Regions from separate parts of the Mus musculus genome. Here region 1 is linked to region 2. Evidence: chromatin loops called from intact Hi-C (ENCODE). Cell type or tissue: heart. All regions are shown on one strand.

Region 1 (2,500 bases), 1.3 Mb before region 2:
ACAAAAACAACAAACAACAAACAAACAAAACAAAACCCCCAAACAAAACCCCCAAACAAACAAAAAACTCACCACCAACAAAAAAACCCAAAAAACAAAAACAAACAAACAAACAAAGAACCCCCCCCCAAACGGCAGTGGCTTTTCTCTTCTGTATTTTGTCCTTTTTAAAAAAACCTCGACATTATTCGTCTCATTTCTCTTTTCTTTTAAAAAACTCTCTGGCGGAGTTAGTTTCCATCTCTGAGCTTCTAAAGATCCTAGAGACATAGTTACATTGGAGAATAAGACTTTAAAAAACCTACAGGGCCAGGGCTGGAGACAGTGCTTACTGCTTAAGGACACTGGTTGTTTATCCCGAGGACCTGGGTACCCAAACAGTGGCTCAGCATCTGCTGGACCCCCAGTTCCCGTGGATTGTGGTGCCCTCTTCTGTTCTCCATGGGTACTGCACACAGTTGAGGTACATAGATATCCAAATATTAACAACAACAACAGAATCAACATGGACAAAAAAAAAAAAAAAAAAAAATAGTGATGAGGTCTCAACCCTACATTAAGACATAAAGGCGACTAAGGAATGCTGAATCCAGGAGAGATACTCTTTCCCAGGGAAATGCACACGGACTGGCTGGCAATAACAAATGTCAGCGCAGAAGAATGTACATATGAGTACCATTATACAGATCGAGCGGGTTGTATTTATGAATTTAGAAATATATCTAAGTAGCAACAGTGAAAATAAAAGAGGCTATGAATTTGAATAGGAATGGGGGGGGGGAGACACGGAAGGATTTGATATCTAATTATGACCTCCCACACGAATGGTTTAACTTGGTTTATCTAGAGTTTTTCTTTGCACAAAAAGTACAATTTGATGACATCAGTATTTGATAGAAAAATATAAGGAAAATTAAAAAAAAGATTAAATGTTTAAAATAGAAGATTCGAGAATAGTCACAGTTTCTTCATTCTTGATGAATGTCTTGACCAGATTTTTTTTTTTTTAAAGTGGGGAAAGGAAAGCCTCAAGGTCAGCTGAGAACACAGGGAAGACTTTCAGCAAAACCGCAATGTTTCCTCCCCTTCCTTCTGGCTCCACCCCTTTGATTTGGATAGCAAGTTCCCTATAGGGCTGGAGTGCCTGGAGAGGCCCCATCTGGCTTGCACCCTACCCCTGACTGCTCACTGTGTTTCTTGTTAACCTCTTATCCTCACGCTCCCTGGTCCCTGTCTTTCCGATCCAGTGAACACACACCGGTCAATGTTCTCTGGCTGTCCGGCCGACCGGACATGAGACACATGAGTTGGCAATCTGTTTTAGACTCCTTTTTCTGACTCACAGTCTTACCTCCTGTCAGCGTGTCCCTGTCTCTCAGCCTCCCAAGTATCTTTGGAATTTCGCCCTCCCCTCCCCCACCGAGCACTGCCTCTAGTCTTCCTGTCTGGCACTAACACAGCCTCTTACAGTACTGCTTTTCTTCAAATAGGATCCTTTCCCCGTAGGCCTGTCACGATCTCTCTGTGATAAACGAATCACATTTGCTTAAAGCATTTCATTGGGTTTCCAACCCTTAGGGTTAAAAAAAAAAAAAAAAAAGACATTTTTTTAAAACTTTCTTGAGTTCTGGGTATTGAACCTATAGACTTACTCTAGGTAAGTGCTTTAATATTCCATATTCCAAACCCTCAGTGGCAAGTGACACTGTTTTATTAACTTGGAAGACATCTATAGTCGCACACAGCACCCACTTCTCTCAATTCCTGCCTTCCCCGTAACTTCACCTGGACTCCTGCACATCTGTATGTAAGCTCAGGTCACATTATTCTCTCACACTCGCCTCCTAACGATATTATCACGTGGTAATATCGTTATGTCCTGATTCATTAAATCTTGTCCTGTCCCAGTTGACAAGTTATTGGTAGTTGATGGCTGCTGAGGGAGGAGCATCATCTTGCTTTGAGGAGTATGGCCACAGCAGGTCCCCCATGCTCCAGTGGGTGACCTAACACTCATGTGCACACTGGCAGTACTAATTGCACTCTGTGGGCTCAGTTAATTAATCAATTAATTAATAACTAGAAAATGAGCACCTGGAAATGAGAAGGAGATGTGCTGAAAAGTCCTGGGTGCAGAAAAAGGGTGAATATGATCAAGATACATTGTATACATGTATAAAAATTTCAAGTGTGTATTTAAAGCATCAGGGGACATTTATGCCAACAGCACATAACCAAAGCAAGGTTTTAATCTTTATTAGACCTTTGATTTGGAATAAAAACAAGGATTCCAAAATAATTTGGACCAAGATGAAGAAATTTCAAGATGAGCCATCAATAATATACAACTGTTATGGTTTGTAGGCTTGATAATCATTTTGTAAGAGATGCATACTGAAAAATTTAAGAACTAGTTATTCCATTTTACATAGTTTATGTACTCAGGTGGTTTATGAAGTATTTATATAAACACGTGTGATGCGTCAAAATGTTAAAAATC
Region 2 (2,500 bases):
AGTTCTCATACCATTGGACGGGAGGGAAAGTGTCCAGGTCGTTTCCAATGCTTTAGGAAGGCTACTTGGCAGAGCAACTATAGCTGACTTGGACTTTCAGAGAGCTACATACAAGGCAGAGGGAGGACAGGCGGCCACTGAAAAATACGCCAGTGTCTGTCTTTTGGACCTGTGGGAGGAAGAGGCTAGATGAGGTCTTACCAAAAGGTTGATAATTTAGTCTGGAAGGTGAACTTTAATTTGTTCTGCAAAACAGAGCCCAGCTTGAAAGCTAGAACTGAGAAAGACTGAGAACTGCACTGTGGATATGATGAATGGGCCCAGTCTGCAAACTTCTCCACGTGGGTAATAACCAAGGACTAGAGACAGTGGAAGCACACACCATCGCACAAACAATGCTGGGTGGAGGCGGGTTGCTTGTCTTTGTGTCCTTTCTGCGGTTGATAACTGCTCTGGGGTTGGGTGGCTGCTGCTGTTGGATTCAGGAGATGCTGAAGAAGTGAAAGCTCATGCTTAAGATAAATATCTTGCATTCTTTAGAATCAATCAATATAATCAATGGAAACCCCTAAGGTCACCATATTAAGTACGGCAGCTAGATCAATTCCTGGTACTTATTTTTGCGGTTGTAATACTAATGTTGAGACAACAGTTATAATCAGATCTTTTGCCTCGGGGCTAAAGAACTAGACTGTCAGATTTGGAAAGGTATTTTCTTCCACAAGCAGGGAGCCAGGGACATATTTATTGCTTGTTTATTTTTTATTTTTTTATTTTTCTTCTTACTTGGAGCTACCAGTAGTATGGCAAATTAATTAATCTTCCACCTCAGTCAGGTAAAATTTTCATCCTTAGGGAAAGAGTTTCCTGCGTTTCTCTGGTTGCTTACTGGAAAGTCTATCAAGGCATCCCCAGCAGCTTATAAAAGCAGATGAAAACTGTAAACAGGGACACTTTTTGTAGGAGGCAAACTGGAAGTGGACTCATTAAATGATCGCATGAGTGAAAATGCACAGGTAAAAGGGAGGTGATTAATTTAGATGCCACTGTAGCAAAACCAATGAGATGGATCACTTTTCTAAAAAAAAAAAAAAAATGCAACCAAGTTTTAAAAGAACTGCGCTTCCTAGAAGCAATGTTTGAGTCATAATGTGAAACGGAAGGCCTTTAGGAGCCCTGGGAGGACTGCAGAGCAGTACAGAAAAACAGGGTTTTGCCAAACCCAGCAGCTTGTTGGAATCAGCTCAGTGGCTCATGTCCCTACCCACTCCACGCCTCTGTTTCCCCAGCTGCAGATGAAGAACTGTGTCTAACTGGATGGCTGGGAATGAATCTTTCTTCAGTTCTTCTCATCATCTTTACTGACATCTCAAGCTTTGCTTTTATTGAACATCTATAACAGGACATTGTCTCCCTTAGAGCTGAAATGTGAAAGCTGTGAATTAGGAATGCAAAACAACTTTTAAAATAGATTCACAATGTAGATATTAACCAGTAGGGATTAGGCGACTGGCATGCAATGAATGACCCGTTAGTAGCCTAGAAGTAACAAGAAATACAGTCTCATACCACCACTCAGTTAAGGGCATTTTCCTTGGCCATTTGTTTTCCAGGGGTGTGGTGAGGACTTCTAGTAACAGCTGTGTCAATTCTAGGCTCTTCACAAGGCAACGAGATAACAGAGCACACAGAGATAATTCCTTTCCTGTGCTTGGAACAGAACAAGTAGCCCTATGCTCAAATCCAGTGACAGAGCCTGCCGTTAACTAGACGGCGTTTCAATTCAGACAATCAATTATTACATTAGTCTAGTCAAGAGTTCAACAATGCAAGTCAACATTCCCTTCGAACAGGTTATTCTTAAGTATGTTTTGAATGCCAGCCATCAGCTGTACCCCGAAGCTGTGTTTTACCTGCAGTTATCCGTGTAGTCTGCAGGGGCCAGGTTTCCACACGTGGGTTAATAAGAAAATAGTAAGGTGATGAAATACACGCTGGTCCTAGGTGTTGTTCCAAGCACTGTAAGAATGTATGCACAGCTCAGAGTGGTGGCTCACACCTTTAAGACCAGCACTCCTGAGATAGAGGCAGGGAAAGCTCTGTGGGTTCCAGGCCAGCCAGGGGTACATAGAGAAGCCCTGTCTCGAAACAACAACAACAATAACAACAAAAAGATCCAAACCACTTAAGTATAAATGATAAACACCTACACATCACAGCCTAACGATGGAGAGGTTTGTCCAGTCAGGCCTCTCTACCACATTACCATACACCCTCCCATCAACTTTCCTGAAGCCATACCTCTCACTTTATTGGAGCCCCTCCAAGTGCTATTTCAGTGCTCCTGGGCTTACTGTCTGATCAGTCTTAAGATGTTCGGAACTGTTGAATCGCTGCCAATATGAGGCACAAGTGACAGTCTCAAGGCCTGCAGCCGCTCGTGGTCTGAAGTGGAAGGAAGCAGCTTCATTTGTATTCAGCAAGGTTTTTAGAAGTTTCC

What was found. Peaks named below come from ENCODE experiments on the same cell type or tissue, not always from the same donor. Only the 100,000 strongest peaks of a DNase experiment are listed, where the experiment ranks them.
Region 1: it touches region 2 in a loop (5-fold over the local background); 3 of 42 quality-filtered maps call a loop at or near these places.

The regions. Positions count from the first base shown.
Region 1 is chr15:6,563,981-6,566,480 of GRCm38, reverse strand. It overlaps a transcript of Fyb not described here. Among named protein-coding and RNA genes, the nearest start is that of Fyb, 15 kb to the left of the region's middle. In heart, a CTCF peak has its summit at 426 (motif pointing left); DNase peaks (open chromatin) are centred at 1,150 and 1,380; H3K4me3 peaks cover 595 bases; H3K27ac peaks cover 1,280 bases.
Region 2 is chr15:5,237,433-5,239,932 of GRCm38, reverse strand. All of the region lies in intron 2 of Ptger4 (prostaglandin E receptor 4 (subtype EP4)), which reads left to right. Among named protein-coding and RNA genes, the nearest start is that of Ptger4, 5.5 kb to the left of the region's middle. In heart, no CTCF peak of the experiment used is centred here; DNase peaks (open chromatin) are centred at 1,242 and 2,412.